2 separate regions of the Mus musculus genome follow, and region 1 is linked to region 2. Evidence: chromatin contacts called from ENCODE Hi-C or POLR2A ChIA-PET data. All regions are on one chromosome and are shown on one strand. The core of a region is the stretch at or near the end of the contact, and the rest is flanking DNA. Distances in the headings are between cores, read along the strand shown. Region 1 holds the start of Gga2 (golgi associated, gamma adaptin ear containing, ARF binding protein 2). Region 2 holds the start of Cog7 (component of oligomeric golgi complex 7).

Region 1 (5,071 bases), core at 1,496-3,995, 40 kb after region 2:
CCATTCAGACTCCTCTCCTTGGGGCTCTAAAAGCCCCTGCACAGTGACTAAACACAGGCCTTAGAATCCAACAAGGGGAGTTCCCCTTAGGAGCTACATAGAGGGCTCAAGTGCCCTCTCCATTATTCTCAAAGCCTCACTGGATGTCCCCGCCTTCCTCTCACAGCCAAGCACAGGAAAAGGACCTTTTTCACTCCCTCCCTACAGACTGTCCCACTGTCCTCCAACATACCTCTTAGAAAGTAGTTGCCACCTTTGAAAAACTCAAGGGATGCTACAATCAAAGGTTACTTCTAGGGGGGTGGTGATACACACTTTTGCTCCCAGCACTAGGGAAGCAGAAGCAGGCAGATCTCTGTGAGTTCCAGGTCAGCCTCGTCTAGGGTGAATTCCGGACAGCCGGGGCTGCAGAGAAACCCAAGTCCTTGCAAAGCCTCGGTTGCAGACAGGCTCTTAAATATCCACTAGCAGCTGCTGGCTCTTACGCTACCCACCTCACACTTCTGCACCCAACCCCAATCCAAGCCTGCTGTTCGCCACCACTTCACAAGCCTTCTGTTTCCACCATTTTCCTCAAAGGCCAGATTCCCCTCCCTCCAGTCTCCATTTTGAAGCAGCTATTGGCCACACCCCCCTCCGTGGTTCTTCCCAGAACAGCTTTCCCTGTCTACTTCTGAACCTTTGGGATACTCTAGTCCCATCTGCCTGGGAAATACCTCCTTGTTCCAGCTCCAACGCTCTGTTCTACACACCCACGGAAGACTGGCTCTCAAAACCACCCCTCTAGCTCCTACCCTCCCTGGATGCTCAGAGCTCTTCCTAACTGCCTGGCAAGAACTTCGAACTTCATGACACAACTGCTCCTCCACACAGGTGGGGGCGGAGTGGGGAAGCATCTACCACAATTACTTTTGATCCCCGAAACCAAGGATCCTTCGTACACTCATCTCCTGAGTCCATCTATGTACAGGGAAGGAAGACTATATGGGTGATGGTAGTCCTTTCTGGGTTTTGTTTAATGTTTTGTTGTTGTTGTTGTTTGGTTTTTGTCTGTATGGTTGGTTTTGTTTTGTTTTGTTTTTTCCCAGACAGGATCTTACTATGTAGCTCTAGCTGTCCTGAAACTCACTACGTAGGCCAGGCTGGCTTCTCCCTCACAACTGCTGGAATTGGACTAGTGTGCACTGCTACAGTCTGGCTCCAGGTCTTTAATTAAAGTAATGTGCATGCACGTGTGCTTACATTAAACCCTGCTGATGGGTTCAGATAATCCTTTCGACTCCTGATCCCCACTCCCTTCATTCCTATTGTAACCACCATCACCCCACCCCACCCCACCCCAGCTATCTAAAGACCTTATATATCTACTCCAAGTCTGAAGTCTCACCCTCAACCAACTCACCAGGTGGAACTGCATGTGGTGCTTTCAGTAGAAGCGAAGCTGTCTCCAACAGCTTCTCCTACATGTTGAAATAGAAAGCTATAGGCCTGCAATGACTCAGAAGATAAAGGTGCCTGTGACCAAGCCTTGTGGCCTGAGTTCGAGCCCTGGAACCCACAGAAGAGCCTAAGGAGAGAAACGACACCCTGACCCCTTCCCCAGTTGTTCTCTGTTCTCCACGAGCCAGGAGCAGCACGCCCCACCCCAAATACACAACATGTAATAAAAATGTTTAAATAATGCAGTCCCTTCTGCGGCGCTCACGCGTCTTACTTCATTAGCAAATTAGTCTGAGGTCTCTTTTCTGGATTCTCTGAGCTTTAAGCTTTGCACTCCTGGCCAACAGGCCTACTCGCTCCCAGAATGTTGTACATTCTCATCCTGAGTTTTTGCAGTTTCCTGTCTGGAATATGGCCTCCTCCATTGTCCACACACTGTATACCAGCTATGACAAGCCCCAGGTAAACAAAACAGCCCCTAACTACGTTCAACAAGCGCCCCTCCTCCAGCTTCTGTTGAGAAGGTGCTGTTCTGGTAGCCAGTAGCCAATGAACATGTCTTTGTGAGCAATGTCCCAGTGTTACCATCTCAGTGCACCCAGCACGTAGTGGAGCCCACCCAAGGGGTGGATTCTTTATTCTCTCTGAACCTCAATTCCTCAGATAAAGAGAGAACCTTTAGAACCGCACCCCCAGAGATCACCGTTAAGCTAAGACAAGGAACAATTAAGTCTGGCCAGAGTAAATATGCACCGAGGCATAAAAGCTGGTTTTGCTCTTAAAGGTAGCAGCCACTTAAGCTCTTAGACTCAATGATCTGCAAAAAAGCTGCATCGCCCGCACGGGTTAGTAAACCCAGGTACTCTCGGTCCTGCGACCAGACTAACAATGGCTGAAACGCTTTCTGCACAGTGCTTGGCACAAGAGATCGCTAAGCATTCGCGCTCCAGCTGTTAAGTGGTGCCGCCCGGCCACTGAGCCATGGCGTGGTCTGAGGTCCCCAGAATCCCCTGGGTGAGTCTAGAGGCCCCCTCCCGCCGCGGAGGACAACCAGGGCGGCGGGAAGCAGGATCACGTGTGGCGCGATGCTACTCACTGAGCCACAGCTCCAGCGCCGCCGCTGCCCCAGGGCCGCCCTCCGCCGACTCGGTCCCTGCCGGGGATCCGGTCCCCGCTGCCACTGCCGTCGCTGCCATCTGCCCAGCCCAGCGCTGCGGCCGCAGTCACTCCTGCCCAAAAGCTGCAGCCACCGCCGCCGCCTAGCCTTCGCTCCAGCTGCCGACGCGGCAGACACTGAGAGGCACGTGACGGGGCGGGCCCTATTGGACACGCCCATTTCTGGGCCCTGTCCCGCCCCCACGCACCTCCTCCCGGCCACCTCCAACTCACGAGGTCTTTTTTTTTTTTTTTTTTTTTTTTTTTTGTGCAAGACCACTTGAAAGGTCAAAAGCCAAGCTAGTTAGGTATTGATTGTCCCCTCTTCTTCAGAAGCAGGGTTCCCAGAAAAGATACTGGACGCCTGGCTAAATCTGAATTTCAGATAAAGAATCATTCTTTCAGCATTTTTATTAGGGTCTTCTCCGAGTATGTATCTTCCATTCGGGTTTCTGACACACTTTTTTTTGATGACACATTGCATCATAATTCATAAAACAGTTATTTTTATGAAAAGATACTTTTCTCAAAAAAACAGGTCAGAGGCAGGCGGATCTCTGAGTTTGAGGCCAGCCTGGTCTACAAAATGAGTTCCAGGACAGTCAAGGCTACACAGAGAAACCCTGTCTCGAACACCCATCCCCCCCCAAAAAAAAGAAATAAAAAACAGGTCGTGATTCTCATACCCTAAAAAGTGAACACATTAATTATATATAAACATACCTTTTTCTAACTGTTTTGAGTTAAGGTCTCATGTAACCAGCTGGCTTTGATCACTGCATAGCTGAGGAGGACCCAGAATTCTTGGTCATCCTGCCACTGTGGTACAAACTTGATTACAAGAATGTACTACCAGTACAGCTTTGTTGTTATGGTTTTTGTTTTTGCTTTTGAGAAAGGGTTTCTCATACTCATTAGTCCAAGATGGCCTTTGAATGATAAAAGCTAAGATCCTAAAAACCTGTAGTAAAATCCTTTTGCCTCAACCTCCCAAAAGCTGGAACTACAGGTGTGAGCTACCATGCCAGCCTAACATGAAATATTTTCCTTTATTTAACTCTTGAACTTAAATGAAGGAATCAAGTAGATGTTGTATTAATATGTCCACAAGAAAAGCCAAAGAGAAAAATCTATGTAAAAATAAAGGACTGTTGAGACAAACATGCAAATGGGCATAAGACTGGCTCCAGCCAGTGGAGAAAGAGGTCTGTCCAGTGGACAGGATTAATATGCATGTCTAGAGGCCAGCATAATTTTGCCATTGCTGTCAATGATCTACTACTAACAACTCTGCTAAGACTGAAGGAGGCCTTAGCCTGGAAGGCAGTCAAGACTGCGCACGAGGTCCCTCTGAAGCACCAGATCCTTCCACACTGTCCCTATCATTCCCCACCCTCAATGTCACACCCCAGTACATACACACACACACACACACACAGAAGGATTTTAATTTGCATAGACCTGGACCACCAGCATACCAAATGGGGCTTGGCATACCAGTAAGTATCTGTTGAATGGACACATAAATAGTGGGGACAGTCAGGGGTAACTCTAGGACTTTAGGCATATCATAATCCCAAATGTACAAACATTTTTTTAAGTTTTTATTTGTATGTGTGTTTTGCCTGCATATATATCTATGCACCACATGCAAGCCTGGAGCCTGAAGAGGCCAGAGAGTGTGTCAGATTCCCTGCAACTGGAATTGTAGACAGTCCTGAGCTGCCATGTGGGTGCTAGGAATTGAACCTGGGTCCTCCAAAAGAGCAATACATACTCTTGACCACTGAGCAACCTCTACAGCCCTACTTTTAATCTTTTAAACACTATGCATATGTATGTGCATATGTGTGATATGCATGTCGGTACAGGCACACGCATGCCACAGTGTGCTTATGGAGCACAGAGAACAGTTTTATCGAATTGGTTTTCTCCTCCCACCCTTAGGTGCCTTCTCAAGATGGAAGTCATATCATTATGCTTATATGGCAATCACTTTTACCTGCGGAGCCCGTGAGAGGGCTGCAAATATTTATGTTTAAATAGACATTTGCTGTCATGGCCATGACGGTACACACTTGTAAATGGAGCACTCAGGAGACTGAAGCAAGATTGTGAGTCAGACTGTACAGTGAGACCCTGTATCAAATAAGTACTATGAACAAGTACTAAGTACAAAGAAGCTGTTCATAGTAGTTGTTACCTATAGTCACAGCACTAGGAAGGATGAGACAGGAGGATCCTGAGTTTGAGGCTAACCTAGGCCTACATCAGTGAGACCCCATATCAAGAAAAACAAGGGCTGGTGAGATGGCTCAGGGGGTAAGAGCACTGACTGCTCTTCAGAAGGTCCTGAGTTCAAATCCCAACAACCACATGGTGGCTCACAACCACCCGTAATGAGCTCTGTCGCTCTCTTCTGGTGAGTCAGTGTACTTATGTATCCAGAGTGAGCAGGGCCTACCGAAGAGAGCAG
Region 2 (5,277 bases), core at 580-3,079:
TAGTGATGAACATGAAGACGGAATCACACACAAAGCCCAGGTGCTTGACAAGTTTAGGGGCCCATGAGGATATATGTATAAAAAATGGACCTGGCTGCTAAACTTGAAGCCCACTGCAACAGACTAGAGGCATGAACACCACGGTCTCCAGTTTCCTGCTAGCCCTGTGTTCTTAGGCCTGAGCATGTTTTAGCATCGGCTAGCCTCTTATCTGGTAAGTGTGGGACAGGGCCCATGGCTGCATCCTTAACACCTCAGAACACGAGGATGTGGGTCCCAGGAGCCACTAAGAAGCACTAGCCTGCTTTTTCGCTGCTCCCACACACATGCAGATGTGGGGAAAATATGCCTGGAAACCAAGCTGCAGCACCATAACCCAGGCTATCTATGTGGTACTGTGTCCTCAACACAGTGAAGCAGCAAGGAGGAGCACTGATTCAGCAACATATATTCTCTCTTTCTCTCTCATTCTCTCTCTCTCTCTCTCCCCCCCCTCTCTCTCGTCTTCTCTCTCTCATTCTCTCTTTCTTCCTCTCTCTCGCTCTCTCTCTCTCTCACACACACACAGTTAAAGTCTTCATTCAGGATGGCCCATCTTCCTTAGCTTACAAAGATATATTAATGGATTTGTGTCATTCTCATATACTGCTAAATACTAGGACCAGTTAACTATTAAATGCTCTCAAAAGTGACTCTTTATGCCAGGCATGACAGAACATGTCTATAATCCCAGAATTTCAGAATCAAAGGCATGAAGATCAAGAGTTCAAGGTCACCCTCCATCATAGAGCAAATTCAAGGCCAGTATGGGTTACATGAGAGTCTATCTACCCCACCACCTCCAAAAGGCCTTCTTTCAAGATTTATTTTTTAATTACATTCACCCATGTTTGTCTGTGTGTCAGTATGTGCATGTGAGTGTTTATGCCCAAGGAGGCCACTGAATCCCATGGAACTGGAGTTACAGGTAGTTGTGTGCCAACTGATGTGGGTGCTGAGAATTAAGTTTAGGTTCTCTACAAGAGTAGTAACCACTGAGCAATTACTCCAAACCCAAAGAGCTTTTTTTGGGGGGGGGGGGCACATATCTGTAATGCCAGAATTAGGGAAGCTGGGGCAGAAGGCGAGTTTGAGGCGAACCTAGGCGACAGAGTGAGACTGTAAATAAGAAGGGGGAAGGAGAAGGAAGAGTAAAAGAGCGTGCGAGAGCCGGCGAGAGCGATCCTATAGCCTAGGCCGGCCTCGAACTCACTTTGCAACTGAAGCTGGCTTTGAATTCCTGACCGTCCAGCACCACCTCCCCAGTGCGGAAATTAACGGCGGTCGCCACCACTCCCAGATTGTTATTATTATTATTATTGGGGTTTTTTTTTTGTTTTTAGTTTTTAGTTTTTAAAGGAAATGTTATGGCATCGTCGGACGTGAACACCAAAGCCTAGACCTAACTCAGACTACTGCAGGGCTCGCTTTCCCACCAAAGGAGAGGCTTGGCCCCTGGGCCCGGTCCTGCAGTCGGGTGCCGGGGCGGGCGGGTGGGCGTCTGCGTGGCTCACCCTCCACGGCGTGGTTCACCTCCTGGATGAACAGCTGCAGCTTCATTACCAGGGTGGCTGCGTGACCGTCCGCCTTCCCCGCCGCCCCGTCTTTGGGGCCGGCTCTGAAGGCCGCATTAATCCAGTCCTTCACGTCGAAGTCGTCAGCCAGGAACTTGGAGAAGTCCATGGCGCGCGGTCTCCGGGTTGGCGCCGAGCGACACCGCCTTCGGGACACCCGTCGAAACCCACCAAGCTTTACTTGCCGCCCCGTCAGCGCACTCGCGCCGAGGCCGAATGTCCCTCGTCGCGCGCCGTACTTCTTCCGGAAGTCGGTGCCTATTACCATAGCAACTGTTCCTGTTAGAGCAGCGAGCTTCGCGCAGTCCGGACAGGTACGACAGTTCGTTTTCTGCTCTTATTTGTCGAGCAGTAAACTAAGTAAACGCGTGTTTCCTCAAGACTAGAAGATTGACGTCTGAGAAGGGAGCAGCTGAGAAATATAAACTCTGTATGTAGGAGTAATGTTGCTAGTTTTCCGTCCTCACTAAATGCATACAGCAGTTTGGGTTTTTTGGTTTTTTGGTTTTTTGGTTTGGTTTGGTTTTGCTTTGAGACAGGGTTTCTCTGTGTAGCCCTGGCTGTCCTGGAACTCACGTTGTAGACTAGGCTGGCCTCGAACTCAGAAATTCGCCTGCCTCTGCCTCCCGAGTGCTGGGATTAAAGGTGTGCGCCACCACGCCCGGCAGCAGTTTGGTTTTTTTTTTAATTTTATTTTATTTTATATGGAGTGTTTTGCCTCTGTATGTGTGTGACCCACTTGCCTGTCTGGTGCGGGCAGAGGCCAGATGAGAATGAAAGATCTCCTGGAAGTGGGATGTTACATGTGGTTATCAATGCTGGGAGTGGAACGCAGGTCCTCTGGAAGAGCTGCCAGTACTATTAACCGCTGGACCATCTCTCCTCATAGATTTCTATAGATTTGATAATGGTCTCCCCTAACTCTGGTCTAATTTCAGTAATCTTCAATAATCTTCAAAAATTACTTTTCCTCCAATTCTTCCACTCATTTTCCATCATTTTCTTTACTAGTTAGGTTTTTTCTTTCTTTCTACCTTTCTTCCTTCTTCCTTTCTTTCTCCGATTTTTTTTTTTTTTTTTGCTCTTGTCTAGTATAGCAAAGTAGAGGATGTTGTTGTTGTTGTGAGGATGTTGTTGTTTGTTTGTTGTTTTTAAAGACGGGTTCCGTTCTTCTATCCTAGAACTCAAACCCATGCCTCAAAGATCGAACCTCCCACATGCTGGGATTTCTGGCTTAAGCCACCACTGCATGTTCTAGCGTTGGTTTCTAATTTAATTCCGTGTATCAGGAACACATATTATGACTCTGTTCTAAATGTACAGAGACTTGCTATGGCCTTAATATTTGTCTGTCATGGAGAAGAGTATATGTGCACTTAAAAATATGTACAGTACCCAAAAGGAGGACATGGTGTTGTGGGGAATGGATACAGCTAAAGGTAATAAGCAAAAGAAGCCAGAAGACGAAGTTCACGTTTTCTCTCAGTTCTGGATCCAGATTGTATAAACACCTAAAAGAATATCTAACATGAGAGCAGAGGAAAGACACGGGAGGAAAAAGAATGGAAGGTGGAGGTGGGAAAGAGGGAAGATATGCAGAAGGGAACAGGGGTAAAATGCATAGTACAGTTAGGTAGATTGTCTTTATGAAACACAGCACTATGGACATGAATATTCAATATAAAGAAGAGGAAGCAGAGAAGGGAGGAAGAAAATCACATGTCTGACTTCATGTGGTGATACACGCCTGCAATCCCAGCACTGGGGATGCAGAAAGAGGAAGATTCCTTAAGTTTGAAATCATTTAGGCATACGTAGCAAGACCCTGTCTCAAAAACAAACCAAACAGCAAAAAAGAAATATATAGTCGGGTGTGGTGCCACACGCCTTTAATCCCAGCACTCGGCAGGCAGAGGCAGGTGGATTTCTGAGTTCGAGGCCAGCCTGGTCTACAAAGTGAGTTCCAGGACAGCCAGGGCTATACAGAGAAACCCTGTCTCAAAAAAAAAAAAAAAAAAAAAAAAAAAAAAGAATAAGAAAAGAAAGAAATATATGCAGTCATTGAATAAGTGTTCCATGTATTTTAGTAAAGATGATCATTAGTGTCCTTCAAAACATATGTCCTTGATCATCTTCTGAGTTGTCCCACCAATTGCTGCTGAAAGACTAAGTTTCCAACTCATTATTGTTAGCTGGGCACACACCTTTCAATGCTCAGGAGGCAGAGGCAGGCCAAGGGGAATTCAAGGCTAGTCTGGTCCTCAATGTGAGTTCCAGAACAGCCAGGGGCTGTATAAAGAGACCCTGTCTCAAAAAACAAACAAACCAACCCACGGGTGGAATTCATCTTGTTGTACTGCCACTTTTCTGCCCAGCTGCATTTATTTTTGCTTCAGGTTCTTCAGGGCTCTGATATTAGGTATATGTGCATTTGTAACTTTTATCTTCCTTAAGTACTAACCTAATATCATCATCAAGTACACCTTTATCTCTGAAACAAAGCTTGTTCTCTGGTTTACCTGGCTAATTTTTTGAGTATATTTTCTTTGTGCTATGTGTCCACTGGTGTCATTGAGGCCCAGGCTATTTTTGTTGTTGTTGTTTCTTCTTTTAAGATTTATTTTTTTAAAGATTTAATTATGTGTATATATGCATATCTCTGTGTGGGTTTGGTCACTTATGAATGGATGTACCCAGAGTCCAGAAAATGACATTGGATCCCCTAAAGCTGGAGTTACAGGCAGCTGTGAGCCTCCCAATATGGATGCTGCGAACCAAACCTGGGTCCTTGAAAGAGCAGCATGTGCTCACAGCAGTGGCTGTTACACTGTTTCTATAGCATTCCACATCCACAAAGCTGTGGGGGGGGGTGGATTGTTAGGGCAGTCAGCTTGGCAGGATCTAAAATCACATAGAAGATGGGCCTCTGGACATGCCTACGAGGGATCATCTCTTAGACCAGGCTGGCTTCAAAGCTCAGAGATCAGACTGTCTCTACATCTAGAGTGCTGGGATTAAAGGCATGTGTTACCAAGCCTGGGTAAGGGACTATCTTGATTATGTTAATCAAAGAAGGAAGACCCAGCTTCATTGTGGGAAGGACACTTCCAATGGGCAAGAAGGTCCAGAACCTTATAAAATGGAGAAAGCCAGGCTGATTATTAGCTGTTTCTTGAATATGGATACAATATGACCGCCTGCTTCAAGATCTTCCTGCTTTGATTTGTTACACTGAACTATAAGCTAAAATAAACTTTCTGCCTTAAATTCCCACAGCTTAGAACAGAAAAGGAAACTAAGAAGGGGAACACATTCCAAGTTTAAACCATTCTCAAGTCTGACCCAGCGTTCCCTTTATACTGAGCTCTTATGAATGAAGTCTTGAGATTAGCTAGGGCTATGTGGTCAGTTGGGCTCTCCAGTAACTCAGAAACCTGACACAACCTCAGGCAGGGAATGCAGCTTCTCTGCTGATAAATGGTGGTTCTGGGTCATTCCAGTGTGCCTCCCACAACAAAGATGCCCTCTGCAGCAGGGAGAGGGAATAGTGAGAAACCCCAGTAAATAGTGACCACAAACCATCCTCTTCAAGCACCAGCCTCCCGACACAGAGACCCCTCAGGTCCCACCAACCTTTCCCTCACTCCCCAGGGACCTTTTCAGA

The links. Hi-C counts contacts between places; a loop is a spot of excess contacts on that map. ChIA-PET counts read pairs that join two places held with the same protein, here RNA polymerase II (POLR2A).
Region 1: a map of heart shows a loop between it and region 2 (2.7-fold over the local background). The contact joins the promoter of Gga2 here to the promoter of Cog7 in region 2. A Hi-C loop is called at or near these places in 2 of 37 maps with a recorded cell type or tissue (adrenal gland and heart). POLR2A ChIA-PET finds 5 or more read pairs at or near these places in 4 of 5 experiments (Patski and embryonic stem cell).

What each region holds. Positions count from the first base shown.
Region 1 is chr7:122,018,453-122,023,523 of GRCm38, forward strand. Gga2 (golgi associated, gamma adaptin ear containing, ARF binding protein 2) reads right to left here and starts at 2,746. Exons shown (of 17, transcript NM_028758.2): 1 at 2,537-2,746. The coding sequence starts at 2,636.
Region 2 is chr7:121,979,864-121,985,140 of GRCm38, forward strand. It overlaps Cog7 (component of oligomeric golgi complex 7), which reads right to left and starts at 1,830. Exons shown (of 17, transcript NM_001033318.3): 1 at 1,554-1,830. The coding sequence starts at 1,722.